Linked DNA regions of Homo sapiens: region 2 is linked to region 1. The links are chromatin loops, found by intact Hi-C in ENCODE. Cell type or tissue: PC-3. All regions are shown on one strand. Links, peaks and the distances in the headings refer to the core of each region. The heading gives the core; the rest is flanking DNA. Region 1 overlaps TMEM106B (transmembrane protein 106B). Region 2 has its middle 82 kb from the start of TMEM106B.

Region 1 (16,731 bases), core at 5,773-10,772:
AAATGAAAAAAGAACAAAGGACATACATAAACAAATCAAAAAGGTACAAAGCTAAATGGCCAAAAATATTTTACAATGCTCAAATTCATTTATAGTTAGGAAAACGTTTATTTAAGTAAAAATGGAATATTGCTTTAAATTCCTCAAACTAGTACAATTTATAGAAAGCACCAAATTCTATTCCTGGCACAGATATGGGAAAAGGGTATATTTTCATACTGCTAGCAAATATGTGAAGTGTTACAGCCATTTCATCAGTAATTTAGTTATATACATTAAAATTAGAATTATGTATAGACTTTGATCGGGCAATCCTACTTCTGAGCACCGATTCCACAGAAATAAAAACATTAGGATGCTAATGACAGTGTTATTTGGAATGGGAAAAAAAATCCTGACAATAAAATGAATTCTATTCATAAAAAGAAAGAATAAATTATATTAAGTCCTTATATGGAATATTATGAAGCCATCAAAAAGAATCAATTAAGTCAGATAATTAGGAAAGATTTTTACAAGGTATTAACAAATGTGAAAACCAAGATGCACATAAATAAGTACTAAATAATATTTTTTAAAAATACTGATTTTTATAAAGCTGAATATGTGAGTATACATAAATGTTAATAGGAATATGTAGAAAGATATGAAAAGATGCAATATGGGATGAGTTGAAGGAGAGAAAATAGTTTTAGTAAAAAAAAGGATGAAAGAATATGCTAGAGTCAGCAATTATATGATTACATTTATGGAGTCATTTACATTGGTATAGTCACAAATGTAAAGAAATTTCAAAAATGTTCTCAAACACAGTAAAAATAATCTTTAAATATATAAACATTTTATCTATTTGGCTCTTAATGTTCATGTCAATTTCATTTCTAGACATGATAGGAAAGAGATAGTTAATTTGAGGTCAATGGATCTTCTGATAAGACCAAGGATTGAAATTTAGAAGAATCTTGGAAGTCTTTGTATATGCAAAATTATGCTGGTACATGTCTTTTTCTGTACTGTCCACAGTTTCATTAGAATATTTAAGGGATCAATGATGTAATACAGGTTGAGAATACAAATCCTTATGAGAATTAAGACAAAGAAAAAATAAGACAGAATAAATAAAAATTTAGTAATAAAGGTTAGACATTTGTTGCTCAGAGTAGTGAGAATCCATTTAATTTAAAAGATGAAAAGAGATCACCATAATTGTTAACAAAGACCCTAAACTACCTATGATCTTTAATTGGCAAATGTACTTTCAGGAATTTATCCTAAAGAAATAACCTGAAATGGAAACAAAGTTTAAGCACAAAGATGTTTTCCTAATATTTGTAATAGTAAAATTAAACATTCATTAAGAAAATGGTTGAATTAATTATAATATGATCATGTAAAAGACTACACAAGACCATTTAACATGGGAAAATGTACTGTGACCTCAGTTGAAATGTGCATTTGTATATATGTGAATGAATGTGTGTATCCTTTACACATGAGAATGATTACATTTGTAAATGTATATGCATTGTTCGTAAATATATGTATATGGTAATAGTTCGACCTAGGTAGCAGAAGTAAAAATCTTTATACATTATAGTTCTCAAATGTCTTATAATGACAAATATTTTCATAAGTAGAAAGACAAATGTTACTAAAAAGTAGTACTACTAATATATACTAATCATTTTAAGAAAGCAAAGCAGTTCCATTTTCAACATACTTATAGATAATGTACAGAAAATTCAGCCTCTTATCTCATTGTCATCTAGTTAATGTTCATCCAAATAATCTTATTTTTCATTTAATGTTCAGTCTGTCTCAGTTTAAGTGGCAGTATTCCAAAATGTGAGAATTTCTGCATAATTACTTAAAATAGAGTATGATATTCACATTTAAATATACTTGCTGGTACTTAAAAGAAAACATCACAGGGTTTTTTATTATTTATTAGTACATATTTATGTTATTTGACATGAAAAAAGTCTTTGGAGGTAGGCCAAAAAAAGTCTGGCCAATGTTTTAAACAGTGTATAAAAAAGAAAATATGTTCCTTGTTCCAAAGGGCTAAGTGAGAAAATACCCAACAATTCCCCAGTTGCATAAAACAATTTACAATTAGCATTGTGTTACAAACGTTTTATTCACATATACGTATATTTTCCTATATTGTTGTTTTTAAAGAAAAAGCCCTTAAACCGGCAACTTTTGACAGAAAGCAATAAGAATAAATGGATCCACGGGATCCATTTTTTCTCTGTAATTAAGTAGTGATTCCACTTTAACATACCATTCCATTTCACTCACTGTCCTGACAAACCTCCCTCTTTCCAACCACCACCACAGACATCTCTACCTCAACCTTAACCACACCATTAACCTCTGCAAGAAAAAACAACTATCACTCTTCCTGGCAGATCACTGTCACTCACATATATCTCATGGCTGGCCAATAAATATTATCCCTTTTCCTAATTCAATAGTTAGCAAACCGTGCTCTTTTCAAACAAACGTTAACATGTAAAACAGGTAGAAAACCTCTCTAAGGTTTTTGTTTGTTTTGTTTTCATGAGTGGCAAGGCTACACGGTCCTTTCAAAAACAATGTCCTAAGAAACACACATTGTTTGCAAAAAGAACAAAGCTGGAGGCATCACTTCAAACTATACTACAAGGCTACAGTAACCAAAACAGCATGGTACTGGTACCAAAACAGAGATACAGACCAATGGAACAGAACACAGCCCTCAGAAATAATACCACACATCTACAACCATCTGATCTTTGACAAACCTGACAAAAACAAGAATGGGGAAAGGATTCCCTATTTAATAAATGGTCCTGGGAAAACTGGCTTGTCATAAGTAGAAAGCTGAAACTGGATCCCTTCCTTACACCTTGTACAAAAATTAACTCAAGATGGAGTAAAGACTTAAATGTTAGACCTAATATTTAAAAAACCTAAAACCATAAAAACCCTAGAAGAAAACCTAGGCAATACCATTCAGGATGTAGGCATGGGCAAGGACTTCATGACTAAAACACCAAAAGCAATGGCAACAAAAGCCAAAATTGACAAATGTGATCTAATTAAAGTAAAAAGCTTCTGCATAGCAAAAGAAACTATCATCAGAGGGAACAGGCAACCTAAAGAATGGGAGAAAATTTTTGCTATCTACCCATCTGACAAATGGCTAATATCCAGGATCTACAAAGAACTTAAAAAAATCAAACAACCCCATCAAAAAGTGGGCGAAGGATATGAACGGACACTTCTCAAAAGAAGACATTTATGCAGCCAACAGACACATGAAAAAATGCTCATCATCACTGGCCATCAGAAAAATGCAAATCAAAACCACAATGAGATATCATCTCACACCAATTAGAATGGCGATTATTAAAAAGTTCAGGAAACAACAGATGGTAGAGAGGATGTGGAGAAATAGGAACACTTTTACACTGTTGGAGGGACTGTAAACTAGTTCAACCATTGTGGAAGACAGTGTGGTGATTCTTCAAGGATCTAGAACTAGAAATACCATTTGACCCAGCAATCCCATTACTGGGTATATACCCAAAGGATTATAAATCATGCTGCTATAAAGACACATTAACACGTTATGTTTATTGCAGCACTATTCACAATAGTAAAGACTTGGAAACAACCGAAATGTCCATCAATTATAGACTGGATTAAGAAAACGTGGCACATATACACCATGGAATACTATACAGCCATAAAAAAGGATGAGTTCATGTCCTTTGTAGGGACGTGGATGAAGCTGGAAACCATCATTCTAAGCAAACTATCACAAGGACAGAAAACCAAACACCACGTGTTCTCACTCATAGGTGGGAATTGAACAATGAGAATACTTGGATACAGGGAGGGGAACATCACACACCGAGGCCTGTCGTGAGGTGGAGGGATGGGGGAGGGATAGCATTAGGAGAAATACCTAAAGTAAATGATGAGTTAATGGGTGCAGCACACCAACATGGCACCTGTATACATATGTAACAAACCTGCATGCTGTGCACATGTACCCTAGAACTTAATAATTAAAAAAAAAAAAACACGGCATTTTCACATATGCTAATTTACAAAAGAGAAACCAGTCACCTGTATTTCATCTTTAAAGCTGATAAAGGAATGGTCTATTAAACGTGGCAAAAACTGTATTTCCCAAATACAATGAAATCAAAATGTTACATTTATAAAATCTATCAAATCAACTATGTCAACACTTTGCTAGAAGTTATTCAGAGTCATATGCTGAAAAGTAAATTGTAATACCTTTTTTCTTTTTTTAGTTTATTTTACCCTCCTAAAGACATTTTCAAATGCTAAATCATTCTGTATATACAGAATTGCCAGTATTTATTATTGCTATTTTTAGCAGAACCAGAAATGGTAGAGAACGTCAATACAGAAAAGACATACAGAAAGCACACTGACCAGTGTCACATTTAACAAACATCTCTTCTCAATGGGGACAAAGGTGCTGCTTAATAGGATAAAAGAATGAAGTTAAACATTTTTCATATAAATTTATACTCACTGTGATATTTAAATAAATTGTACGCTTCTGAACATCATAACTGACATAGGCTGATTTTACACCAATGTATTTCACGTCGATAGAGCGAGGGAAAAGGAAAAACACAGCCAATCCAGAAAGGAGTAGACAGACAAACACAGAAGCCATCACATACAGCTTTCTGAAAAGGAAAAGAGGGTATTTAAGTACATGTGCATCAGAAATTATATAACACAACATTAGAGAAGGTATGTTCAATTTCCCCCATATATCAGCAGCAACATATATAAGATGCTAAATGTTACCAAATTTTCACATCTGAAAGTATTGGGTATGGTTGAGTCTGAGTCTATTAAGTGTTAAGATGTTCTCTTTAAAAGATGAAATCGGCGGGATGCGGTGGCTCACGCCTGTAATCCCAGCACTTTGAGAGGCTGAGGCGGGCGTATCAAGAGGTCAGGAGTTCGAGACCAGCCTGACCAACACAGTGAAAAACCATCTCTACTAAAAACACAAAAATTAGCCAGGTGTGGTGGTGTGCGCCTGTAATCCCAGCTACTCAGGAGGCTGAGGCAGGAGAATAGTTTGAACCCGGGAGGCAGAGGTTGGAGTGAACTGAGATCGCACCACCGCACTCCTGCCTGGACGAGAGAGCGAGACTCTGTACCAAAAAAAAAAAAAAAAGGAATCACATTTTTGGACACTGAAATTTTGGGCTTAAAAACAATAGAACATTTACTTTTTTGACTGCCAGAGCAGTTTTCACATTAGATTCAAGCTGAGGAGCTTCATACAAACGCACATTTCAAAACTCCCTCTGAATTCACTGAAGCAGAATTTTCACATGTTAAGTTTTGCCATTACATGATCCCCTAAAGTGACTGCTCATCAGAACCATCTTAGAAATAATAATGATGGGGAAGGGAGAGCATTAGGAAAAATAGCTAATCATGCTGAGCTTAATACCTAGGGGATGGGTTGATGGGTACAATAAACCACCATGGCACACATTTACCTATGTAACAAACCTGCACATCCTCCATATTTTTAAAATTAAAAAAAAATGACACAACCACATGGCTCATCAATGATTCTTACTATAATTAGTCTTTTTTTGAGTATTCTCATCTCAAAGTACTTACATACTCAGTTTTTAAGATTTTTTTTACATTGATCAACTCTGCTTTGAAGGTGTTGTTACATTTCTTTTTCTAATCAAGAAAAGATATTTCATGCAGGTATAAGACAAGGAAAAATTTGTAGGTAAAAACTTCCTCTTTTCAAGGTTAACCTCAAAACCAGAGTTCAAATAACTATTTCCTGTTCTCTCTAACATACAAGTCCTCTATTGGATGCCCACAACATCCTTTTTTTGTTTTTGAGTCTTGCATGACAATTACTTATTTTCCTTACAATCTACTTATACAAAAATTTTCCATTTTATTGTTTCTTCCACTCTCCGCCACCATTTCCTTTCTAAATGCTCTGATGGATTTAATCTTTGTATGTATTACAAGAGCAATTAAAGTGCCTCCTGCAGATATTTTATAAATATTTCTTAGTGTTTTAAGTTGCCCAAGTTAAGAACAGAGCAAACTGGTTTATTAAAAAACAAAATAATACAAGCAAACACAAATTTGCTAAGTCACTGCTACTAAGTCCATGCTGTTGTCTTGAGCAATCAAAACAGTTCCCACTCACTCATTTTGGACTCTCTCAACCTGAGTAGGGGTAGTGATCCCCACTGGATTACCTAATAGGAAATTTAAACACGTTTATAGTATCTATAACACACCAAAATACATAAAAAGGCATAAGAAGTGTTTAACATCATCATAATAAAATCTGAACTTTGTTGGATTTTCTACACTTCAGCGTTTTATTTTTAATTACTTATGGGCGGGTGAATCCATCATAATCTAGTCCTTAGGGCTTATAAGTCAGTCCTAGTTGTGAATAAATGAATCATGTTCTAAATTACTCTGTATACCACGTTTGTAGCCATAACGAACATTACTGAACCTGGTGGGACAATAAAACAACATTCCATCTAGTATTTCATTCCAAATTGAAAAGTTGGCTAGTTTACTGACAAAATATATGTCTCCATTACAAAATTAACTAGTAATGATTTTTCTTATGGCTCTAGTGATAGCAACCAAATCCTGGGAGTTATAAGGTGCTAATGAAGTTATGAAAGTTGTGTGGTATATCTGCAATCAAGTTAGAATTCCATTTTTGCCATTTCCTACCTGCAGTATTTAATGCAATTTACTTTTCTTCCTCTTTAAAATCCATGTTTGAGGATTAAATGACATAGCTAAAGTATACAGACAAAAGCAATTGATAAATATAATTTTCTAATAATCTTACAAATCACTCAATTTGTAAAGAAATAAAGACCCAAAGTTGTTCCCAAAATATTATAATTTTATTACAAATTGAGAAACAACAACTGTTCTTGGCCTTGTGTGAGCTCTGAGGACTATTCTCTCTGCTCCTATTGGGTGGTCTTTCCTCAGCCTCAGGTATGTTCCTCACACATATATGTTGATCAGGACACAGCTGCAGGCTTAAGAGCACCCTCTCCAGCTCTCTACCTTCTGGTACTCTGCCCTGCTAACTCTAGTCATTTTGGCTTTCTGGACACCCAGTTCCATCTCCATTGAGGAAGACCACTGAGCTCTGCCTGGGTTGGTTCCTTCCTTGTGCTGCAGGCTGGAACCTTTCTCAGACAGTAAGCTGGTACAATCACAGGGCTTGCTGGTGCAATCATAGGGCTTATCTCCTTTGTTTTTGCTTTCTCAGGAATCACTGCCCTGTGCTGGCTGATGTCCAATGTCTGAAAATATTGTTTACTATATTTGTCCAGTTTTACAGTGATTTCAGGTGGGGTATTTCAGGCATTATTCTATTTGGGTCAAAAGTGGAAAATTCAATTTCTTTGATTTTGTATCTCTTTGGTCTTATTGCTAAAACTCTTGCTCCCTAAGGCATTTACATAATAACTTATTTAAGTATAAAATTTCCAAACTACATCAAAGGTACTCCTAATAATGCAACTATTAAGTACAGTTTAAAATTTGTTGTGATTCTCTTTGCCATTTGGAACACAACTCCCGACATTTATAGTCACAGCACAATGTTTTCAAGTCACTTAAAATAATTATTTCAGTTTTGTTAGTGTCACCAACTTCATATACAGTTAGAATAATGTTTCCTTTTGTCTCAATTTTTGGCAGTTACTTTTGATTTCATCTTTTAAGTTATGTAAAAAAAATGTACACAGATACAGACACACACACACACACACACACACTTTACTTGCTTATCCACTCCCTCTTCCAAATTCCTTCCCAAACTCAGAGGTGAACCAATTGTATTAGATTTGGTTTATCATCCCATTGTTTGTCTCTTTGTGTGTATATGTGTGGGTTTGAGTGTGTGGTGTTTTCAAAGAAAAACATATTGTCAATATCACACTGTGGTAAAATATAGTTCTCCTTCCATTTTACCATTGTGTACACATAGTATCTTATTCCATCAGTCCTCTATTATTGGTATTTACATTGTTTCCAGTTGTTTGCTTCTGCAAACATTGGCACAATAAATAATTTGCGCAAATACCATTTACTATATTTGACAACTATCCTGAGAATAAATTTTTCAAAGTAGGATTTCTGAGCCAAAAAGTAAATGCAGATGTAATTTGGCAAATAATGCCAAATTTTCATTCACTAGCAAGGAATGAATATACTTGTTTTCAGTCACTACTGCCAACAAAGTATGTTGTCAACATTTTGGATTTTTGCCACTGTGATAGAAATGGCATCTAAGTGTAGCTTTAATTTGCATTTCTATTATGAGCAAGATTGGACATCTTTTCAAATGTTTAAAGGTCATTTGCATTTCTTTTTTGTGAACTAGCTGTTCATAGCTTCTATTTTGCTTTGGAGGTTGGCCTTTTTCTTCTCAAATTCTGAAGCTCTTTATAGAGTAAGGATATTGGCCCTCTGTCTGTGATATGATTTGTAAACTTTACTACTTAGTTTGCTATTTGTATTTTGACTTCAGTTAAGGTTTTGTCTTCATCCTGTAAAAGTTCATCTGTCAAATTTATCTTTTCTGCATTCAAAATCATAGTTTAAAAAGTTCTCCCACTTTTAGGTTATAAAGGGATTAATCCTAATTTCCTTCATATTCATATCTGTCTATACATTTTGTAATAAAAGGTCAGACTGTTTATAAAATCCTTGGTTTGTTTTATTTTCCTGATTTAAATATGTCACACCATTGCTTATCCGTTTGAGGCACTGTAGTCAAGAAGCAGCATGTCAATCTGATTTTCTAACATTTATAAATTAATTGATCCTTTTGCCTAGGTATTTAGGAGTTTTGTTGTTTTCTTAAAGTTCAAGAATTTCACTAACCTGGGTTGATTTTTTTCAGGATTGTGGTGTCTTTTCAATATGCAGGTCCCTGTGTTCTTGATTTAATGTTTTGCATTTGTCCAGTTCTATTCCTTTGGTTTTCTTCTTCAGATGCTCCAATTACATACATGTTTAGTTTTCTTTATGTGACTTTTAGACATTTTCTCTCAAATCCTTTACACAATTTGTTGTTGATGTTTTCATTCCTCCCGTTTATGTTCTATTTCCCTGACTGTATTTCCAATGTATTTGTACTTGTGTTCTTCCAGTTTTGTGGAAATGTTTTTCTTCTAATTCTTTCCAGAGGTCTGTAAATTCTCTTTGCACATACTCCCATTGTTTAGTTATCTCATTTCTGAGCTTCTCAATTTCTGCCTTATGCTGTCCTGTTATAGCTTTTATAGTATTAAGTTAAAGTGTTCATCTGCTCTTTTCACATGCCTTTATTAAAGTGTCAGTATTTTGCTTAGCTTACTTTCTTCAACTTCTTAAAAAGTATATTTGTATAATGCTTTGTTGCAATCCTTTCCAGGTGCTCATGTTTAAATGAAAAGAGCTTTTGTACTTTCAAGAAAAGGTTTCATTTGCGGTGATGGAATATGCCAGCGTTGCTTTGCTAGCTTCACTGTTCAAGGGCTCCATCCTCTGTTGATATACAAAGTATTTGAAAATATGGCCTCCATGTATATTTATCTCCACAGTTTTGAGATGATCTCCCTAATATGTCAATCTGTTCTCTCCTTCCTTCCTAACTCCTGTCCTGTAAACATTGGATTCTACTCAACTTTTTTCTTGAGGATATGTATTTGTATCCTTTTGCAATAATTTTTGCTTCCACATTTCCTAACGTCTCTGAGGATTTAGGATGGTCCAGTTCCTTCTGATCTCGAAGATACTTAGCAGGTCTCTTGTGGTCTTTTTGCACTTTCTCCAAGCTAGAGCATGCAAATCTTGTCATTTTTACAGATTATTCTTGGAAATATTTGCTGGGTGTCCTCTTCTTTTGGGACAAAGTATTTGCTTTGTGTATCAGGGCTCATATGATCCTTAGTAACTCTTTTTGCTTTCCTTCACAACCTCCACACAGCTGCTAAGGCCGTTGGGGTCCCTGCTGTCACCATGTTTAAATACCAATTTTTATCCTGGGGTTGTGGAGTACACCTTATTATCCAATTTTTAATGAAAATTTTATGTGTGTGTGTGTTTGTACTGCTATTCTAGATCTATTTCCATAGATTTGAGAAGATAAAGATACCATACTGCTTTCAAGACCTTACCCCAACCAGAAAATCCTTTCTTGTCTGTTTAAGGATACAAAGCATATGATGACATAATTTAACTACGTGACAGCATTTTTTCTTTTAATAGTTTTAACTAGTTATTATACATAATTTGAAAAAATACAAAAAACAAAAATAAAACATAAAACACTGCCATATTCTTAGAATCACTTACGTTCTTCTTGGCCTTAATCTCTGATCACTATATGGAATCAATGCCACCAGTTGGTTTTCTTGCCCTAAATGTGAAAGAAGTAAGTTCAGAAATTACTATGATTAGTTAAAAATATAATGGCTCCCCATCACAATCTGGTTTGGAAAGACCAGAATATCATCTGGCACTCATCTCTTTCCTTTAGTAAATTGCTAAGTCTTCAGAAAGTATCCAGCAGAAGTTCTAGAGAAGACAGCGTGTTTTTTCACACGTAAATGTCTAGCTAAAAAAAAAAAAAAAAAAGTATAACAAATGAGGGCTTACTTTTTCTTCCACTAAAAAAAATCTAAGTCCTAGCTTTCAGAAGAGCTAAATTTACCAGGCCTTCCTTCAGCTTCACTGGTGTCCATTAAGACTCTGATTTGGTTGTCTGGATGATAAAAGAAGAAACATATTGGTATCGCCCTTTCCTGAAACCTCTATCATCTCTATCACTGCAGAGCTTCTGACATTGTCCCCCTTGAAAACCAAAACCGGCCTCTGAAGTAGAAGTCTCAAGCTTTAAGAGCCCCCTACATAATGAGCCTTCCAGGGCCCTTTCAGGTCTCACCCCAATCCATGTTAAAGTCACTTCAAAATCCGTGATTTCTTTCTTGGGTTGAGCTATATCCATAAGTTTAAAGGATAAATGGACCTTTAAATGCCAATTTTATAATCTTATTAGAAGTTGGCTTATCATATTAACTATTAAGGTATCAGATAGTCAAGTTCTCTTTAAAAGCTTTCTAAAATGCTTCTGTTATTTCCCCCGACACATCTATACTCTTCCTCTCATCTGTGCTCCCCCATCACACCCATATATAATTATACAAATACATATAACATGGATATCTGTATCTTTGTGTGTTTACATATCTCACCTTGTTTAGTGGTATTCATCTGGCTAAAACTACAACCCTGGTTAAAACCAACCCTCTGGCTCCTATGCATATATCAACAGAGCTAAACATGGACACAGAAAAACACACAACTACACTCACTGGTTTCATTTTTGATCACTCATGTCAAGTAGCACTTAATGATGTCAACAATCATACTACATTTCCCAAGTTCATACTCTCAAGCTGACTCTCCAAGACCACAATTTTATAACTTCAACTCTCTTCAAATCTTTAATATCTTCTTCGCTATCCTCATTCTTAGTTCATTATGTGATAAATGGAAGATAATTTCTACAAGCTTCTATTATCAGATCTATCCACCTACCTGCTTCTGTGTCCATACTTTACCTTCTCTTTTATTACCAAGAATAAACCACCTGTGCTTATAACTTACCTTTTATAGAAAAAAAGAGCAGCTCTTTGTTCTTGTGCAGTAGATCTGCCCTTCTGTCTATTCAAGAACATTGCTCCAATAATTCTCTTATCTCCCGAATTACCAATGTTTTCTCTACAGATAATTCTCATCAGTATACAACTGTCTATTATTCACTCTATCTTACAAAGAAAAAAAAAAATCCCTCTCCTGACCTCACAGCCCCTTCTAATGACTACCTCTCTTCTCTCTGCTATGGAGCCAAACCCCTCAGAAAATCTATTTTCTCTCTATGTAACATCTCCTATGCACTCTTGAGCCCACTCTATACATGCTACACGTCTTTACCAAAACCGCTCTTTTAAACTCTTCTGTGGCCTCCATATAACCAAATCCAATGGCCAGTTCTCAGTCTTCACACTACCCAATCTATCAGTAGCATATGACAGTTGGTCACTCTTTCCTCCTTGGTACACTTTCTTCACTTATCTTCCATGATACCACACACAATGATTTCCTCCTCTCATTCTAACTTTTCTTTCTCAGGGTCCTTTGTTAATTCTTTCACTGACCTTGATATGCTACAGTGTCTCAGGATTCGCTAGGGTCTCATTTTTGCCATCTGCACTGACTAGCTTGCTGCTGTCATCCAGCTGAGCTTTAAGTGTCATCTATACATTGGTAACTTGAGGCTGGGCGCTGCAATTGAATTCCTGACCCTTATGATAACTAACTGCCTAATGAACATATCCACTTCCACGTCAAATAGGCATCTCCAAATATCCATGTCTAAACTTGAGCTCCTGAACTCTCCTGTGACATATACACTCAAATAATCTTTTTTTTTTCAATTTTAATAAATTGCTACTACATTCTTTCAGTTGCTCAAACAAACCCCCCCAAAAAAACTCTGGAGTCATCCTTGATTTCCTACTTTCCATAATCTGTATCCAGGCGGCCAAAAAAGTTTACTGGTCATACCTCAAAAATGTAACCAGACTGCTAAAACAGTACTCCCCTACCCCCTGAGCCTGGTGCATTAATCCCTTCAACTACAATAATTATTTTATTCTTAAATAGCTACTATCCTTGTGAAAATAAAACCATCATACTCAAAGGCCAACGCAAATGTAAACTTCAATTCAAACCCACAGCATTTTAAGATACATTTTAAGCATCTTAAAAAGGTACACAAAGTATACTTTATACTTTGACCTTCTTCCCTCTGGGTATCTCCAGGGTCACACATCAACTTTCACCAAGAAGATAATGAGAACAGCATAAAGTATCTTTATTATTTCTACTTATTGCCACTGTTCCTAAAGTAGCTTACAAGCAGCACACAGGGGATTATTTCCTTCTGACGTCCCCTATGATATATCACAAACAATTTTTTTTTTTCAATTTGGCTCATTTTCACGTACCATCCCTCTTCACAGAGTTTCTTTAACTCATTAGGGCACAGCCAGCTTATTCTTCTTCTTTAGATAATGAATTAAAAATATTAGGTTGGCCAGGCGTGGTGGCTCACAGCTGTAATTCTAACACTTTGGGAGGCCAAGGCTGGATGATCGCTTGAGCCCAAGAATTCGACATCATCCTGGGAAACATGGGGAAACTCCATCCTTATTATTAAAAAAATAAAATTTTAAAAATAACATGAAAGAATAAGCTTCCTTACACATTAACTCTGGCTGGGCATGGTGGCTTACTGCTATAATCCTAGCACTCTGGGAAGCCGAGGTGGGAGGATTGCTTGAGGACAGGAGTTCAAGACCAGCCTGGCCAACAATTGCGAGATCTCATCTCTTAAAAAAAAAAAAAAAATAGGTCAACAAATTACTTAAATTGCTTCTAACATCTGATATAGCAAAGTAGCAAGTAACTATGATGTCATCTCTACAGATGCCAAATAGGACTAAAAGTTTTCATTTACAAGACAGTGAATATCTGCTATAATAGCAGGTGGGAATGAAAAAATACTGGAGGTAGTGAGGTGGTTTTCTTTACTGCTTTAGGAACCTTAATTAATACTTTATTTGTTTCTTTTGCATCTTTTTGACTGAAGGTAACTGATATGATGTTTCAACTTTAATTCTAAGAGTCCTCTAAAACAGGTGGTTCCTGAGACCCACAGTTTTTATAATACTTGAGCAAATACCTAAAATCATTTAAAGGGAAAACAATACAATAACACATACCCCTAGGAATTCTTCCTGTTCCCTGACAAGTAGGGCAGGTGACACTATCTCTTCCTGTAAATTCCACATATGGAAACTGAGAGACATCTCCATTTCTTCCATCTTCATTATGGACTTCACTATTAACCAGTCCATTCCTCATGTTTTCAGATGTGACTCCATCATAAGCATCTTCTTTGCTTGAATGCAAAGGCAAATGAGAAAGAGACTTTCCCATGTCTAAAGAAAAATAAAAATCTTACAGTAAACTTCAGGGAAAAAAGTACATTCAAGAACACTCTGAGATATTTACACTAATTAATTTAGAACAGTCAAGGAACAGTCAAACTCTGTAAAATATTTGAAGGGATTTATTCGGAGCCAAAAATGAGTGAACAAGGCCTGAGGCACAGTCTCAACAGGTCCTGAGAAAATGTCCTCAAGGTAGTTGGGTTACAGCTTGATTATACATTTTGGAGACAGAAATTACAGGCAGAGGCATAAATCAATAGATGTAAGGTATACATTAATTCAGCCCAGAAAAGCAGGACATTTTGAAGCAGGGGTGGAAGGCTGGGGGGTGTCCAGGTCATAGGTGCATAGGTGGATTTAAAGATTTCCTAATGGCAATTGGTTGAAACGGTTAAACTCTACCTGAGGAGTTGAAGTCAGCAGAAAGAAATGTTTGTAGTTAAGACAAGGGAGGAGGATGTGGAAGCCAAGGTTCTGATTATCTAGATGATGCCTCCAGGTAGCAGGCTTCAGAGAGAATAGTTTGTAAATGTCTCTTATTACTCCTTAAAATATTCCAGGCTCTTGGTTAAATCGCTGCTGAATTAGGAAAAGATCTGGAAAGGAAAGGGGATTCTGTACAGAATGTGGATCTTCCCCACGAGAGACAGCTTTGCAAGGCCATTTCAAAGAAATATATTTTGGGGTAAGATATTTCAATTTCTCTCAGGGCCTGCTATCTGTCGAGTGATTCTATATTAGAGTCAGGTTGGGATTTGATATCTTATTGCTACAAAGAGACTCTTGTTAGTCTTCAAATCTCTGTTTTAATTGATGCTGGTCAGTTGTGCCTGAATTCCAAAGAGAGGAAGGTACAACGGGGCATGTTCAATCCCCTCCACCCACCTTTTCATCATGGCCTGAACTACCTTTTTAGGTTTACTTTGGAATGCCCTTGACAGAGAAGCGGGTTCCACTTAGTTGGGGGGCTCAGAATTTTATTTTTGGTTTACAGAACAAACATTAAGAGAATGTTCAAACTACCTTTTGGATTATACCTTTTGGATTAGGATTATATCCAATCAAAATAATGTCTGAAACAAAGGAGCCATTTACTAGAGTCCAGAAGTGTTTTTTTAAACAAATAATGTGAAATGATGTCCTATCATGCTTATGATGAGAATGGGCTTTCAAACATTAACATTTGACAAAAGTCTACACCTGCAGGTTCTCTGAAAAGAAACATGCAGGTTTCATTTTTCTTAAAATAAAATAAAAATACATTCTACCTTTTAACTAGTTAGCACTAAAGGCAAAAATTGCTTTGGGTAGACGATAACTAGGTATTTGATGTATATCACCAAGTAACTTCAAAGTAGTACGTTTCAGCCTCTGAAAATTCACGCACCTTTGTGATAAATACAATCACCACTCTTTTCCATCCTTAAATTTCTTGCTTTAAACATTTAAACACTCGCAACAACAATAAAAAGCCCCAAAATTCCAAAATCACAGTTTTTTTTTCATTCAACAGTTGACAGTTAAAATTATGAAGCCAATGTTCCAAAATATTAAATATAAGTTACCAATACAAAGCAGCAAAATTTAGAACACTAACTTCAAAAATTTTAGGATAAGAGTATCAAAATAACAATACAAATGTAAAAATCTAAGTAGAAATAAATAATTAGTACTAGTGCCTACACAAAAATAACTTCTGCAGGTAGATAATGAAGTAACTTTATACTTAAGGTCATACCCTTTTAAAGCTGAAAAGAACTTAACAGTCATATAATACACCCTGCTGGTATTTTCCTGCTTATATCCTGAGAAAAAATAAAGTGAAAAAGTAAAACTGAAAAATAACATAATTATACTCCTTCTAAATTTGATATGTCTTTTAGCGGTTCCTAAAAATAGATTACATACATTCAGACAGATAGTATTTCTTTCAAAAATTCTCACTTATTTGATTAAACAAAACAGACATTCCAAGTAAGTCAGTTCATCCTAGAGTATGAAGAAAATTTTACTTTCTAGAACTGGCATGCCTGATAGGAGCCTGCTTGGTGGGTACAATGTGTGTTGCTCCAGTGCTGGATGCACTAAGGGCTCTGACTTCACCAGGATGTTGTGTATCAATGTAGCAAATGGCACTTGTACTCCATGAATATACACAAAATAAATACAAAGATAAAAAAATAAATAAAATTCGCATGCCATCCACTTGTTGCTGTCACTCAAATAAACAGAATTTAAAAAACTATACAAATGGTATGCAAACAAATGTAAAATGAGATTTTCACTCTTTCAAAAAAAAAAAACTATGTATTTATAAAAATCACTGCCCACATCAAAAATACAAATGATTTATGACTTCTAAAAAATCATTGTCTTAATCAACACCTGTCAGCCACAGGTAGGATAGGGAAGACTTAACATCACTGTCCCCACACACTGTAACCTTGGGGTCTATGCGGAACACTAGATGAATTGGGATCATTGGGCCTTATCAGCAAGGCCTTAAGGGCACTCTTTCTGGGATCTCAGTCAACACAGCCAGGCTGTAAGCTGCATCTTAACTGGAGCGCGTTGAGAAAAA
Region 2 (17,528 bases), core at 4,619-9,618, 90 kb after region 1:
CAGCTGTTAAAAGACTTTAGCAATACATTATGATTGTAAAGGAATAAATTTTTTAAACTCCAATTTTCTTATAGAGGAATAAAAAAGAATTATTGTACAGGCAGCTGACAGATGAGCTAAATCTTATCACTGTTACACAGATAAAGGTCTAGGTGAATGAAACAATAAATGGCCAATGAGAAAGACATTGGCAGGTCCCTACCTTAAACATATTACATATGGGTAGTGCTAGAACAATAACTTGAGAAACCTTGGGTTACATTAAAAATCAACAACAGCAACAACAGAAATAGGGTAAATTTGGTTTTAGGCAGACATGGCTCATAAGGAAAAAACACATACAGTTTACACCAGTAAAATCAATTGAGGGTTGCTTAGGAGCAGTTTTTTGCAGACACTTATTTCAAATAGAGAGTGAGTCATAAAGTTTATCTGTGTTCATCATCATCTTGCCTCTTGGTAGATGGATTTCTACAGCTCCAGTAAACACACTAGCTTTTTATGGTAAACTTACATTTCATTTTCTAAGACATGGCAATCTGATAATTTCCGTAGAGCAAAATAGACTAGGTAGGAGTTTAATTTTCTTTCTTTTCCTATAAACTTGCCTGCCTCTTTCACTTTGGACTCAGGTTTATGTTAGCTAAGTATACTTCCTAAAGCCGGAGTAGGAAATGGCTTTTTCTCTGGTGAAGTTTTGTCCTAACTGCCAAAATACTCTTACTCTTAATTAGTTCCTTGACTGAAACAAGCTGTGAGTGGCGTAACAGTATATTATTCCTGTATTTGAAGATTTTTGTTGAAGAATAGAGTGCCTGATAAAGACTCTGAAGGATAGTTTTTAAACTTTAAATTCGGTTCACCAAGTATATGTAGCACTTGCTATGTGTCCAAATGCCTAATGCATTTCTTAGGCATTATTGGAATCAGTGAAATTGGAAAGCTACAATCTGCCCCATTAGGGCTGATTATTTGTTTTCTAGCTGACTTCAGCAACCTAAAAGCAAGCCCAGAGATGGAGAATACTTGATGGGATTTTGGCAGATGGGTAGGAGGAAAGGCCAAAGAAGATGGCAGAGAAAAATATTAATGAGAAGATTTGGAAGAATGTGTAATGGGGTCTGAGCTTGATAGAGAGGACAGTAAAAGTAGGATGATGTCACCAAAAGTAGAATGATGTCACCAACTGTAAAGGACCTGGTCATCTCAAATATGGTATAGAACACTGAGAGTGAGAAGAATTAAAGTGAGATGATGAAAGTCTTTCATTTATACTGAGAGTGTAGGTAGATGATGTAGAGACCCAATACTCCTTCCAGTGCCATTTATTTCCCCCTCACTCTGAGGAAAAAGAGCATTTTATGTGCAATATTAACCCCTTTGATTTATAAAAACAGAAAATTTGCTTTAAAAAGATAACAATGTTAAATAAAAATAGACAATGGGTTTGGCATGCTAGGAAAGGCATATAATAGAAGAAAGTGATTTTTAAATGACTAAGAAATATTATATTTACTTTAATATTCATTTTTAGAGTCCCTTTTACTATAACAATTATAATGTTCATATTTTTTGCAATGTACTGATTAAGCACAGTTGAAGTCAAATATGAAATACCAAACTACTCTAAAAAAATACCTGGTATCAACAGTTGGGTATTCCATGTATATTAAGTAGCCTAAGGGGCTAAGTTATAGATATTAAAATTATCTTTATTTCATTTTGATGAAAAATGTACTTGAATATAGTATAAAATCTAACACAAAAGTGAAGAAAAATATCTGCTATAGAAATTAGCTATGATGCTAAATTATCCTGTATGAAAATGACTTTTTTGGTATTTACTAGAAAAATAATAATAAGTACTGTTATATAATTATAGCTGTATTTAGATGACAGGATAAAAACATTAAAATGCAGAACAGCATTAATTTATAATGAATTATAATGCCTGCTATGATCCAACTAAGCCCTGGCCAAGTCTAAATTTGGCTTTGTTAAAAATGACTTAAACTTAGTTGTTGATGTCTTTATTTCCCCTTACCTACCTGTAATGTGGCTGCTCTTATTTTAGTGAAGGGGGAGAGACAAATATTAAATAATGGAGAGGAGAGGTTTGGTTTACTATTTTTTTTCTATTGTGTGCAAGTAGTTCAGAATCTGTACATGAGTTTTAGTGGATAGAAACTGATTGAAATTTGTGGCAAAGCAAATGTTCTCAAACTTAGATGGAGGTGCCTGAATGAAATTGATGCCTATGCAAATATAGGGCTCTTAGTGAATTACTGTGCTTTTTAACTTTCAGCTTTACTTAAGAATTGCAGGTGGAGCCAGAATATTCCAGAGAAAGAGATCAGCTTGGGCAAAGGTCTGGAGGCACATAAAAATGTTTTACTTGCTAAATATTAAAATTAGTTAAGTATAGCAGGCATATAAGACAATTGTGAAGGATGAAGCTAGAACATTAAACAGGGACACATTATGTGAGGACTTCTATGCTGAGGCAAGGGGTCAGAAATTTATTGTTTCACTCCAAAAGGGGCACTAAAGGAGAAAAAGTAATTGAAAAATTTTAGAAAAGCCCCTCTGGTTGCTATGTGGAGGATGGAGTAGAGAGCATGTTTGAGGAAAGAAGACATGCAAAGTGAAACTGCAGGCATAACAAAGAAATGATGTTTTCAATTAGCTTATTGCAATAAACTTAACAATCTTTTTAAATCTTTTTTTAATTTTTATTTTATTATTATTATACTTTAAGTTTTAGGGTACTTGTACACAATGTGCAGGTTAGTTACATATGTATACATGTGCCATGCTGGTGTGCTGCACCCATTAACTCGTCATTTAGCATTAGGTACATCTCCTAAAGCTATCCCTCCCCCCTCCCCCCACCCCACAACAGTCCCCACAGTGTGATGTTACCCTTCCTGTGTCCATGTGTTCTCATTGTTCAATTCCCACCTATGAGTGAGGATATGCGGTATTTGGTTTTCTGTTCTTGCGATAGTTTACTGAGAATGATGATTTCCAATTTCATCCATGTCCCTACAAAGGACATGAACTCATCATTTTTTATGGCTGCATAGTATTCCATGGTGTATATGTGCCACATTTTCTTAATCCAGTCTATCATTGTTGGACATTTGACAGACTTTAAACCAACAAAAATCAAAAGAGACAAAGAAGGCCATTACATAATGGTAAAGGGATCAATTCAACAAGAAGAGCTAACTATCCTAAATATAGATGCACCCAATACAGGAGCACCCAGATTCATAAAGCAAGTCCTGAGTGACCTACAAAGAGACTTAGACTCCCACACAATAATAATGGGAGACTTTAACACCCCACTGTCAACATTAGACAGATCAACGAGACAGAAAGTTAACAAAGATACCCAGGAATTGAACTCAGCTCTTTTTTAATCTTGTAAACTATTTCCTCATGATCTTTCTGTTGGTTAGAAGCAAGTCACATGATCTGCTTACACGAAAAGTAGGGAATTATACAGGTGTGCGACTCATAGGGGACATTTAAGAGTGTGTCGTCCAAAAATACATTCATTAAGTTCTTCATCAAAAGTTAAAAATCTAGTAAGCATTCTTGTTAAAATTGAATAATATATTATGTTTCCTATAGTGATCTTTTAAAAACACAGTTGGATCCATGGTCTCTAACCAACCCCTTTCTCCTGCTCATAGCAATCCAATAATTTCCCAACTTGTAATAAAAGCAAAACTGCTTCTAAAGTTTATAGACTGTACATGAGTTGGGTCCTGTTAATCATTGTCTCTGTCTTTCCCCTTTGGCTGTGTGCCCCAGACACACTCCAAATTACTTCTTAGTGTAGGGCTTTGAAGTAGTTGTTCTGTCACCTTCTCAGAAAGGCCTTTTCTGACTAGCCAACTAGGGTTTTACCACTCAACATTGGGTATTACATAATCTGCTTTTTATTGTCTTTTTAAAACCTGCTGTTGGTGATAGTTTCTTCTAGGTTTATTGGTTACTGCTGGCTACCCAGCCCCCAACTCCTCTGCAGTAGAATACAAGTTCCATAAGAGCAGAATCGCGATGTGTCTGGTTCATCTCGTTATTCCGAGTACCCAGAAAATTTGTCTCATTGGAGGTGCTCAACACATATTTACTGAATGAATGAATGGCCCACATAATCACCACTGGAAGCAGCTTTTAGTATTATAAAGAAATCCCTTTAAAACTGCTTATTTTACATCACATGTTTTTGGTTTGACTCTATATAATTTAACAAAACTTAAGCAAGAAGTACTGTAACTTGTATTTCTTCAGTAATGAGTCAAAAAAACTCATGGTCTAAGGACATCATTTCTAGTGCTAAGTATGTGTTGGTTGCTTGCTGGGGCACAATGACTTTTCTCACTGAGATGTAATCTAGATTCACTGTTGCACATACTGAATTACAACGTTTTTTTTTCAGAAGTCATACTATTACTAAATATAAACAATGTAAATGATTATTTATTCAAAAAATATATAAAGAAACCTAATGAAACTGAAATCTATGTGCTTTTTTAAAAAAACTTTTATATTAAGTTTAGGAGTACATGTGTAGGTTTGTTATATAGCTAAATTTGTGTCATGGGGTTTGTTGTACAGATTATTTCATCACCCAAGTACTATACCTAGTACCCTTTAGTTATTTTTTCTAAACTTCTCCCTCCTCCAACCCTCCACCCTCCAATAGGCCCCAGTGAGTGTTGCTCCCCTGTATATGTCCATGTGTTCTCATCATTTAGCTCTCACTTATAAGTGAGAATATGTAGTATTTGGTTCTCTGTTCCTGTGTTAGTTTGCTAAGGATAATAGTGTCCAGCTCCATCCATGTCTCTGCAAAGGACATGATCTTGTTCTTTTTTATGGCTGTATAGTGTTCCATGGTGTATATGTGCCACATTTTCTTTATCCAATCTATCATTGATGGGCATTTAGGTTGATTCCATGTCTTTGCTATTGTGAATAGAACTCCATCTAACATGTGTATGCATGTGTCTTCTCAAACAAATCCGTGTATGTCAAAATTATGTTTAAGATTAAGGCTATTAATATCTAGTTTAATACAATAATCTCAAAGATTTTGTGATTTGGAGAGTATTTCACTACCTTTGAAAGGGACATGATAACACTATATGAAAAAAAATTGGTTAAGTAAACATCTTCTGGGACCACTTCTAGCTTGTGCAATGTTTTGAGATGATAAGCTTGATAAAGAGATTGTTTTGTGTTTGGTGTGTGACATGGTTTGGCTGTGTCCCCACCCAAATCTCATCTTGAATTGTAGTTCCCATAATCTCCATCTGCCATGGGAGGGACCAGGTGGAGATAATTGAATCATGGGGGCAGTTTTCCCCATTCTCTTCTGGTGACAGTGAGTGAATTCCCACAAGATCTGATGGTTTTATAGGGAGTTTCTTCCTTTGATGGTCACCGATTCTTCTTCCTGCCATCATGTGAAGAAGGATGTGTTTGCTTCCCCTTCCACCATGATTGTAAGTTTCCTGAGGCCTCCTTGTCCATGCAGAATTGTGAGTCAATTAAACCATTTTCCTTTATAAATTACCCTGTCTCAGGCAATCCTTTATAGCAGCATGAGAATGGACCAATACAGCATGCAATCTATACTGCTTGCAATGTGGACTAGAGAAAATAGACACCTGGGGAGGCACTGGATGAATGAGTTGCACAGTTGGCATTTTAAAAAATAATGTGGACTCATTCATCATTGAAAAACAAATATGTAGTTTAAAATGTGTTTTAAACCAAGAACTTAACTTCAATCAATTCTCTAAGATTAAGTATGAAATCAAGCATGTTTTCTTATCAGGAGACAAGATCGAAACTTGAACTTTCAGAAGCATACTAAAAATGCAGGGATTTATAGAAGTATTCATTGAATACCTTGTTACACAATGGCTTGAAACAAAGTATATAAAATTTTACATATAATTAAGATGACAGTTTAAAAATGCTGACAATGGAATCTCCAGTAAATGTTTGCTCCAGGAAACTCTAAACTCTTAACTAAAGGAACAAAACTAAAGGAAGGTAGTTTATCTTCAAGAGTGAAAGTACTGTAATATCAATTGTCCTATGTGAGATATATAATTAAATTTTCAAGAACCATACATTCGTCTACTTTTAAAAGTGAAACCAAAGAATACATCTGAATTTTTGACATTTCCTTAGCAGCGTTTTTATTTTTTAATGAAGAGTCTCAAAACTATTAATCTTGCTGAGAATTCCACAATTGCTGATCAAACTCCATCTTGAGGCAGGTTAACTAAATGGCTCATAATCATACACAGTTAGTGACAAAGAGTTGTAATGGGTTTCATCAAAAAAGACTTCATGAGTGTAAGAAGAGATAACTTCTTTTCCTATAAAGCACACTTTTGATGCTACCATCTTAAAATACCTTTTCATGAATTATACAAAGTTTATAGCATTATTTTAAACCAGAGAGCAATTGTATGCCCTTCAGTGATAAGATTTCAAAGAAAGTCCTCATCCTGCCTGAGGAACTAGGGGAAGACAATTTCTATTCACTGTTAACCACAATACACAGGGTATTAACCACAATACACAGGGTCAGACATAGTGATATACCATGGGTATACATTGGTACATAAAATACATATATTTCTTGCAGTTTATTATTTTCCATCTATTGAATAAAGAGACAAACTTTTTTTTTTTTAAATAATAACCTGTGCTAAGTCTCTTAGTCAACAGTATTCAGGGTGTATAGGAGTGGGAAACTTGCTTAGAGTGGGTGTTTTGGGAGGGCCTCTTTGGGGAGTTGGATTTTTAAGCCAAAATTTGAAAGGAGGAGAAATCACTGAGTGAAAATAAATGAATGTGGCATTATATAGGCCAAGACAAGAAAAGAAGGAAGTCATCTACAGTGTCAGTCCCTGGAAATCAGTCAGTTAAGAACCATAACAGATAATCATCAGATTTAGTCACAGAAAGGCTATAAACTGCTTTGGCAAGAACAGTTTCAGTTGCATGGTAGAGCAGGGAATTCATATTACTCAGAACTGAGGAATGAGTAAAGGTGGATGGTGGTAGTGAAAGGGAAGCCATAAACATTGCCAATCTCAAAAACAATTTACTTGGCCAATTTCATTTTTTGAACAATCTAAATACTTAACAACAGTGGTTGTAAAAGTTAACATTGTAAGTTACAACATTGTAAATTATTACAAGGGAGTATTATGCAATCCTTTAAAATGTGAATGAAGAGTATTTAATGATGCACAAAAATGCTTGCTAACTTGTAAATTTAAAAGCAGAATGTAAAACTGCATTTGCAAAAATCTTTTTAAAGTACACGTGACAATAACACATTTGCTCTTGGATATATATAAATAGAAAAATATGTCAACACTAAGTATCATAGTTACATATTATGTCCAATATATTGATATATATGTAAATATATATAACTAGAAACGAATATACTGAAATATAAACAGGTGTTAGCTCTGTGGGTGTCTTAGTCCATTTTGTGTCTCTATAAGAAATACCTAAGGCTGTTTAATTTATAAAGAAAAAGGGCTTACTGGGCCACAACTCTGCTGGCTGGAAGTTTTGAGACTGGGTATCTGGTGAGGGCCTCAGGCTGCTTCCACTCATGGCAGAAGAAGGGGAGCTGGCATCTACAGAGATCACACAGTGAGAAAGAAAGCAAGGGAGAGAGGAGGGAAGTGTCAGGCTCTTTTTAACAAGATCTAGTGGGAACTAACAGAGCAAGGATGCACTCACACCTCACTCCACCCAGGGAGGGTATTCATCTATTCAGAAATGATCTATTCCCATGATCCAACCATTAGGCCCCACCTCCCAACACTGCCACACAGATGATCAAATTTCTACATGAGATTTGGTGGGGAAAATAAACCATTTCCAAACTATAGCAGTGGTATAGTTTTGTTGGCATTGATTTTTTAACAGTGTATATATATTACTTTTATAATTACAATGTTAAAATTAAGCATTGTAGACTAGGTGCAGTGGCTCATGCCTGTAATCCCAGCACTTTGGGAGGCCAAGGCAGGTGGATCACCTGAGGTCAGGAGTTTGAGACCAGCCCGGCCAACATGGCAAAACCCTGTCTCTACTAAAAATACAAAAAATTAGCTGGTCGTGATGGTGGGCAGCTGTAATCCCAGCTACTTGGGAGGCTGAGGCAGGAGAATTGCTTGAACCCAGGAGGCAGAGGTTGCAGGGAGCCAAGATTTGAATCCATTGCACTCCAGCCTAGGCGACAGAGCAAGATTCTGTCTCAAAAATAAATAAATAAAAATAAAAATAATAAAATATCATAAACTACAAATAAAACCAGATAGACTGGTTCAAATATATGCTCTGGTATTCACTAATTTAACTTTTGAGAGTTAGACTGTTTTCCTCTGTGAAAGGGGAACTATAATAACTTTGTATGCTTTGCAGGAAGATCATATTACAATGTATTGAAACTCCTCTTTAAAATATAATTATGCCTTCAATTATTTGATAGAGATTTTTAAAAATATATACCCTCGGTTAGATGTCATAAAAAGAACAATAGGGCCAGGTGCAGTGCCTCAGGCCTGTAATCACAGTGCTTTGGGAGGCTGAGGTAGTCACTTGAGGTCAGGAGTTTGAGACTAGCCTGGTCAACATAGCAAAACCCTGTCTTTTCCTCCCCACCCCCCAAAAAACAAAACCAAAAAATTATCCAGGTATGGTGGCGCACGCCTGAAATCCCAGACTCTTGGAAGGCTAAGGCACGAGAATCCCTTGAACCCGGGAGGCTGCGTAGGTGGCAGTAAGCTAAGATAGCACTACTGCACTCCAGCCTGGCAGCCTAGGCAACAGAGTGAGACTCTGCCAAAAAAAAAAAAAAGGAACAATGGTATAATAAATTAGGGAAAGACAATTGAATTTTTATGTAAGTTAGTAAAATCATTGAACAAGGAAGTGGGTATAATAGATAACAGTGAGTCTATATTGCCTTATTTTTTTTGGAAAAAAATAATTTTTATTAGAAAAAAATCTTTACCTTCCATAATATGCATCCTTCAAAAGTTTCTTATATTTGCAGGTATCTCTAGAAAGTATCCTGTCATTATTGACTAGGTGCGTGGGTACAGAAACCAAATATGATTTATTTAGATGTAAAATCTACTCATAATTGTGCTTCTGGAATTTGTATGGTAGAAGAACTCTGAAAGATTAACACAGTAAAATACAAAGGCAAGTTGTAAATTGGGCACACAAAAGTGAAAGGTGGATATTTTCCATGTGACTTTATAAAAAGCAGAGCCAGGTCATTGTGTTATTTTTATTTTAAAGTTAAGGTAGAAGATAAAGTAACTTCTTCTCTTTTCATGATTAAGTTTGTGCAGGTTTTGTGGTAAAATTTATCTCTTCTTTAAAAGTAATAGCAAAAGGGAATAAAGTTTCCTATACCTAAGGCGAGTACAGAATTCTAACACAGATGAAATTTCTCTTCATGCAACCTCCAACATAAATTCAGGTTCATAAATTTCAACTTTTTATTTAGGTGTTCTATAAAAATGTTAATCTAAGTGAATTTAGTAGATCTCCATTTATTTATATCAAAAGCTCTGTATACCACATATGTGAATTAATGATTGTTTTATTATAATATGTATTACTGTTAAGCAACTATGATTTCTGGGCACGTAGAAGATATTGGCAGACATAGTCCCTACCCTTAAGGTAGTTGTAGTCTTTGCTAACATTGATGAGAACAGTCATATAAAGAATATTCAGGCAAATAAAATATACTGACATTAAATAAGAAATTGAAAAATAAGAACCTGAGGTTTGGAGCATTTTAGAAGAGATCAGCAAAAGACTTACAGATGCATATGTAAATAAGTTGAGAAAAGAGTTATTATCTTCTCCTAAGCTCTGGAGGAGAGATTCAGGGACTTCAGGGATATTTTGAGTAATGGAAGCAAAGAAATCAGAGAGACCTGGGGGGCAGATGCTTTGCATATTAGATAGATATTCTGTAGTATAGTAATATTTTTCATCCTCTGAGAGTACATTTAATTCAGTTATATGTCAACTATCAAAATGGAGTTAAAGATGATGTCATCAGCAAACAAAAGTCAGGCATCCCATAACTGCACTTGGGAAGTTGGCAGGAAGCAAAATAGATAAAATATGTGGTATTACTTAAAAGCACATTCTTTGATGTCAGACAATTTCACAACTGGTTCAGATACTTAGAGCTTATTCTCTAAGCCTACATTTTCTTATCTGCAAAATAGAGATAGCAAATAGTCCTTGCAAATCTGCTCTGTTGTACTAACAGTGATGGTCTAAGGTTTGACTTGACCATTGAGGTCATGAGACTCAGTATCTTTTAACCAGCATCAACATTTTTAGGTTTAAGGAGGGACAGGAAGGGAATCACAGAGCATGCATAGCAACAACATAGCAGAGGCTATGTATCCTTTGTGGCAATGTACTGCTTTTATATGCCAGTCATTTCACATTTGGAACTATATGATCATGAGAGATGGTGCTGGGCAACCTTGGCTTATGAGGGCAATTAGCACAGCTATCCCTTTAGCTTTTTTATTTAGTTAGGCACACGGTTACCTTAGGTGCTCATAAGTGACACCAGTCTTCAGAGAAGTTGCTCTTTATCAATATATTCATTACTTGCTTGAGACAATAAAGTAGGTGCTTGGTCCAATACAGAGTTCTTGGTGAGATTTTCACTTATCTTCTCTCTTACATCCCATTTTTCTATACATTTTGTGGAATATATTGCTAGGAAACTTGATCAAAGGCCAAATTCTTGGGCATCCCAAAAGCTAGAGGGAAAGCCACATATGTAGCTATTAACTCTTGCCTTCTAGAATCAACCTTGTAAGATTTTGTGAGAAGTTAATGAAATAATACAATTAGAATGTTTAGCCCAGTGAATGGCACATAGTGCTTAATAAATGTCAGTTAACAACTATCCTTATTCATAAGGTTCAACATATAAGATTGATGCTTGGTTTTGAGGTTTTATGTGACCATATTCTGTTTAGGACATAATATCTATCTATCACTGTAGTTACTGGCTTGCTGCTACTGCTATTACTAAACTATGCAACTCTGTATTTTTCCTTGGTAACACATTTGGAAACAATTTTCATATTACTTTCTAACAAAAACTGAAGATATTTCATTTTCCTTTGTTTATATTTTCATCACTGAAGGAGCACTTAGATATATATGTAATAAGTACAATGGAGAAGTAACTTGGTTAAGATATCAAAATTATGTTTAATTTGCAGCATTGGATTTAGTTCTAAGTCTCCACTCAGGTAAGTTACTAAAGAGCTTTTCCTATCTTCAGCAAATTACTGGCATAATTGTCAAGTTTTAGTGAAATTAATAAATAGAAATGGATGTTTCATAGCATTGATTTATATATACACTTATTCTTTAGTATTATAGCTCTGTGAGCAGGGCAGATGGGGAGGTTATAGCATTTTGCATTACTAGTCTGCAGAGGACCATGAAAGTAGGGTAAAGATGGAAAGCAAATAAAGTTCCTCTGTCTGCTTTTTTCAGGGCTGCTTTTCACGCACTGTTTCGTGAAATCCGTAAAGTAGAGACATATCACATTTTTGGAGAATCTGGGGTCCACTGACCCCTAGGCTATATTGTTTATTAGATGTCACAGCATTTTGAAGAATGTTATTAGGAAGAAATTTATTTTTAGTTTTGACATTGTTTCTTGTTTTTCTTCCTTTCCATTTCTGTCATTTTCTTCTGTCTAATTTGTCTCCTATTCAATCCAACAATATTAAAGCTTTAACCATTTCTACTAACAAGTCATATGAGAAAGATACAAATAAGTAAAATTTAAAAAATATAAAACAACAATACCCAGCCAAAATGTTGATAATTCCCCTTTATAATCAATGGAATTCCCCTGGAATTCTATCAGTTCCCAGATATGTTTTCTCTTAAGAATGATGCTTCCTCCCTCATGAAGAGAGTACAGAAGGGAATAGAAAAGATTCTCTTCTCTATTCTTCTTCTTTCTATTTTTTATTTTTTTTTGAAAATAATCTATGAATTTCTAAAAGACAGAAGAAAGAATGTTTTTAATATACAAGTAAATACTGCCTTTATAAGTAAATGTGCCAGAAGATCAACCAGGGCAACTCTGATGTCTTCAATGATTTTGTTCTTAAATGATGTGACTTTTTTTTTTTTTTTTTAGCAAAAGTTAGACTTTCAGACTCTCAGCAACAGATAATGCATTACTTTCCCAGTATGTTCATGGCATAATCAGGACATAATCACGTTGTAGCACATAAAAGCTTAATAGTAAAGCATGCTGAAATCTCAGGGTGATTTTTAAAAAGGAGGAAATAAAGATGCAGCTTGATGGAGGCAAGAAAATAAATCTAGCTGCAGAGCTGAGTCTTGCAGTGAATGATTACCTGCATATTATCTGAAGGACTTAGAGCAAAAAGTCATGGAGCAGGTAATGGTGGCTAAATGATAGAGCCCTATGCTTCACTTGGGTTTAGTAATATAAGAAGTCTAGCTGGCACAATGTGAGAGGTAGTGGCATCTTTGTCTAGGTGATCTGCCCATCAGACAAGAATTCTGGCCAGTGATTGGGATTGGGATGGGGGTATACAGGTAGCACTGTCCAGCACTTTAAGGGTGATGGAAAGAGTTAAGGCAAGTCAGGACATTAGAACCAATCAAAGGAACTGTATATCAGAGACATGTTACTTTTCTATTTGAGAACTGGTATTGAAATCTAAGAGGGAGTTAGAATCACAGGTTTGAATGTATTAGCTCATACCTGCAGAGAAGTTGGTGTAGGCTATGACTATGCAGGGCTTAACACCATATACTGTGTTTGTGGCTTCAAGATCAGTTATAGTTCTAATTCCCACAGAATTTTAGGTAGTGGAGATGGCAGACAAGCACATTTAGCATCTCCTTCATACCGCTCCATCCCACCTTTCCATGGAACCTCACCTTGGGGATCCTTGGAACTCACTAGCAAAAAGCAGTATTAGAAAAAGATCAGCTGAAATATATAAATACCAGTGTGCTAACTTTTCAAACAAGCTTAGCTTAACCAATTAAATTATTTCAAAATTTGAAATTTAGCCAGTAATTGTGCCAGCTTTTTGGTGCCCAGTGTTTATTTACCAAGCAGCAGAGACATCAGTCCATGATGTGAGCACTGCAGTGGTTTTCTATACTTGATACTCATTCCATAGACTCTTCACTCTGATTCTCTCAAATACAAAGAATACTAAGATTCTCACTGCAGGAACTCCAGGGTTCCTTGTTCTGACTTGCTTGGAGGCTACAAAGATCATATTAATGGGTACTCTTCTGACCTTGACCGGAGGCAGTGTGTTATCTAACTGAGACTATCAGTTTTTGCCCTTGAAAACTGCTCCCTGAATTGATAGAGACAAGACTTAAAAAAATTGGAGGCAGATTACATTTTATGCTTGATAATAAGCATGACTTACATACTGCATTTGCTTAAAACAAAGTGAGACAGCAAGGTGGGAAGGGGTTCCCAGAGAAACTCCACCCGACCTGAGCACTGGGAAGAATGCAGGCTGGAGTGGAGCCACAGAAGTTTGTGCACTTCGCAGGGGAAAGGAGCCGGGCTCTTCCTCTTCTTGGGTGGAACCCGGCATTCAATCTGCCAGGTGAGAAGCACTCCAGCAGGAACTCTCACTTTGTTACGAGTCCCTGATTCCCCTTTTCTTCCTTTTTCACTCAATAAAACCCAGCCTTACTTACCTTTCAAATTGTCTGCGAGCCTAATCTTTGGTGGTCATGTGACAAAAAGCGCATCTTTAGCTAAACTCAGGAAATGTCCCTCAACAAAAGTGGAACAGGCATTTAATGGAAAATATTTCAAGTTTTAGGAAATTGTTTATAATTTTTTATGTTAGAATGCCTTTTTTTTCTTGGTGTGTTGGGGCCAAGGGAAAACCTTTTCTTTGTTCTCTGAAGGTTTGCTAAAAATGTTGACAAGAGGGAGATTAATAGGAGAAGAGGCATACAAATTTATTTGATCATAGATTTACATGACACAGGAGACTTTAGAATGAGGGCCCAATGATAGGAGGAAAATTGTCTATTTTTACATTTAGGTTTAACAATGTATGGACAGCCACGTAGAAATATGATTCAACAAAAAGAATATGATCTGATGTTAACAGATGGAATGGGGAAACACAGCAAGGCCTGTCTGTATAAATTCTTCTTTTCCTCTCTGGTGTCTGTATTTTTTCCTTCTGAGTAAGGATCAGGACCCTCTCTGGAATGGGGGTTTTATGACCTATATTCAAATAAAGTTGGTCAGTTAATTTCTTTATGGCCAGTTTTTACACAGAAAGAGGGGTAGGGAGTTAGAGTAATATTTTTAGTATTTATGGCTGGCTTTGGTGAAAAGGGATTCTAGTTTCTATAATGACTCACCCTGGGGAAGAGGTATTTTAATTTTTATGGCTAGCCCTTGGGGAGAATGGGACTGAGAGACAGGAGGGCAGGTAAAGGTCAGGAAAAAAACTTACTTTTCAGGCTGTTTCTGAGGCTCTTATTTTGGAATATTATTTTCTGAGTTCCAACAGATTCATGTGAAGTGCTCTTCGATAGTCTATGTCTTAATACCCAAGCCTTGGTGTGAGAATCAACTGGAGTGTTTATGTAAAAAGCAGATGCATTTGCTTAACCATACACCTGATCCTGAATCACTAGTTGACTCTGAAATAATACACACTTTAGAAATAATCTAGTTATGGATCCAGGACTCTCAAGCTAACTTAACTCCCTGTATCACCTGCCCCTCAGACTAGTCATCACTCCTAGGATCTTCCGCACTGTATGCCTGAAACAGTTCATTCAATATTTGGCAAACATTTGTTGATTGCCTCGTGTGTACCGGGGATTCTCCTAGGTACCAGTGATTTAAAATGAACAATACATATATCTTCCCTAGGCAATACCATTCAGGACGTAGGCACGGGCAAAGATTTCATGACTAAAACAACAAAAACAATGGCAACAAAGCCAAAATTGACAAATGGGGTCTAATTAAACTAAAGAGTTTCTGCACAGCAAAAGAAACTATCATCAGAGTGAACAGGCAACCCACAGAATGGGAGAAAAGTTTTGCAATCTATCCATCTGAAAAAGGGTTAACATCCAGAATCTACAAGGAACTTAAACAAATTTACAAGAAAAAAAACAAACAACCCCTTCTAAAAGTGGGTGAAGGATATGAACAGACACTTCTCAAAAGAAGACATTTATGTGGCCAACAAACATGAAAAAAAGCTCATCATCACTGGTCATTAGAGAAATGCAAATCAAAACCACAGTGAGATACCATCTCACACCAGTTAGAACGGTGATCATTAAAAAGTCAGGAAACAACAGATGCTGGAGAGGTTGTCTAGAAATAGGAAGGCTTTTACACTGTTGGTGGGAATGTAAATTAGTTCAGCCATTATGGAAGATAGTGTGGCGATTCCTCAAGGATCTAGAATCAGAAATACCGTTTGACCCAGCAATCCTGTTACTGGGTATATACCCAAAGGATTATAAATCATTCTACTCTAAAGATACATCCACACGTATGTTTATTGCAGCACTATTCACAATAGCAAAGACTTGGAACCAACCCAAAAGTCCATCAGTGATATACTGGATAGAGAAAATGTGGCACATATGCACCATGGAATACTATGCAGCCATAAAAACGGATGAGTTTATGTCCTTTGCAGGGACATGGATGAAGCTGGAAACCATCATTCTCAGCAAACTAACACTCGAACAGAAAACCAAACACTGCATGTTCTCACTCATAAATGGGAATTGAACAACAAGAACACATGGACACAGGCAGGGGAACATCACACACTGGGGCCTGTCAGGGTGGGTGGGGGGATAGGGGGCTAGGGGAGGGATAGCATTAGGAGAAATACCTAATGTAGATGATGGGTTGATGGGTGCAGCAAACCATGGCAAGTGTATACCCTATGTAACAAACCTGCATGTTCTACACATGTATCCCAGAACTTAAAGCATAATAAAAAATAAAAAATTAAAAAGACATAAATCCATCTTCAAGAATTATATCATACATGGAAGATAGAGTTCTAAAACATGTCACAGTGTGCTCAGTGATCAATGTTATATTAGATCAATGCAAACTGCTATAGGAGCAGAGAAAAAATTAGTCACCTTCCTTAGGAGAGAAGAAGAGGGCATACTATTTCACAGAAGATGTGACATGTGAGCTGGGCTAAAGCAGGCTTTCAGAAAAGGAGAAGGATGCCCCAGAGAGACAAAAATAAATGCAACGTAGTCCTGTATGTTCAGAGATAATGGGAAATTCTGGTGGCTGGAGCCTAGTTTGCGTATATGCAGAAATCTAGGAATTTAATTGAGAGGAGCCCTATGATTTACAGTAAGGAGACCTTACTAGTCTGTAGGTGATAAGAAACACTGAAAAATTTCAAAGAAAATAGTGATATGACCAGATGGAGGACTGTATCTGCTAATCATTAAAAGGAAAATAGTTTCTTCAAAGGAAGATTGTGCCCTAAGATCGATCTCCACTGCACCAGAACAGCAAAATAATATTGGTTGTTTTGAATTAATATACAACATAAAATAATCCATTTGATTTTTAAAGACAAATCAATTGGATTACTGTCATCCAAAATATAGAATCAGAGATTCCAGTTATCTTATGATGGGCAATGTTGCCAAAGACGTACATTCTATATTTTTCATGAAAAGAAAAATGCAGTTATCAAGTTTATAAACATCTGAAATGATATAATATTGTTTTTAAATTCCTTTTTCTCAGTGAAACATTGTTTGTATGTATAATTCTTAAACACAATTTAGCTATGACAACCGTGTGTGCTGTGGAATTTCCCATGCACACATCACTAAAGCAGCCTATCTCCAGGTGTGTCCTTCATCAGCTCAGAGAGTTTTTATTCAATCTTCAGGGACAGAGGAGAGAGAAAAAAAGCCTAAGGACAGGCCAAGGAGATTCACTGACTATTTATAGAATAACTTTGTTGGAGAAAATCAGCTCTTCAGAGAGAGGGAATTAAGCTTTTTGTGTATGTTTAATGGAAACAGTAGCAATGCAAAATATAAAGCAACAACCCCTAATCAAAGGAATACTTTGTAACTCTAAAAGAATGTCAGGGATAAACATAAAATTAACAATTAGCTGGAATGATTCGTTAGTGTCATCTTTTCTTTTCTGCCATTGTTCTGTTGGGATCTTACATCTTGAAATTATTTTCTGAGATATGTTACCTGCCTCCCTACTGCCCTCCAAAATAGTAAAATATTACACATTTAAAACCACTTCTGTACCTTGAATATAAGTTATATATGTCTGTTGAATTTTTGTAAGTATAAAAATTGATAAATATTATTTAATAGTG

What was found. Peaks named below come from ENCODE experiments on the same cell type or tissue, not always from the same donor. Only the 100,000 strongest peaks of a DNase experiment are listed, where the experiment ranks them.
Region 2: a loop joins it to region 1, with 4 times the contacts of the local background. A loop is called at or near these places in 3 of 110 quality-filtered maps.

The regions. Positions count from the first base shown.
Region 1 is chr7:12,212,216-12,228,946 of GRCh38, reverse strand. TMEM106B (transmembrane protein 106B) reads right to left here. Exons shown (of 8, transcript NM_001134232.2): 2 at 13,920-14,138; 3 at 10,426-10,489; 4 at 4,562-4,721. The coding sequence starts at 14,136. Among named protein-coding and RNA genes, the nearest start is that of TMEM106B, 9.3 kb to the right of the region's middle. RefSeq lists a silencer at 5,737-5,937. In PC-3, for the core only: no CTCF peak of the experiment used is centred there; no DNase peak of the experiment used is centred there.
Region 2 is chr7:12,120,383-12,137,910 of GRCh38, reverse strand. No RefSeq gene overlaps it. Among named protein-coding and RNA genes, the nearest start is that of TMEM106B, 82 kb to the left of the region's middle. In PC-3, for the core only: no CTCF peak of the experiment used is centred there; a DNase peak (open chromatin) is centred at 7,030; H3K27ac peaks cover 1,369 bases.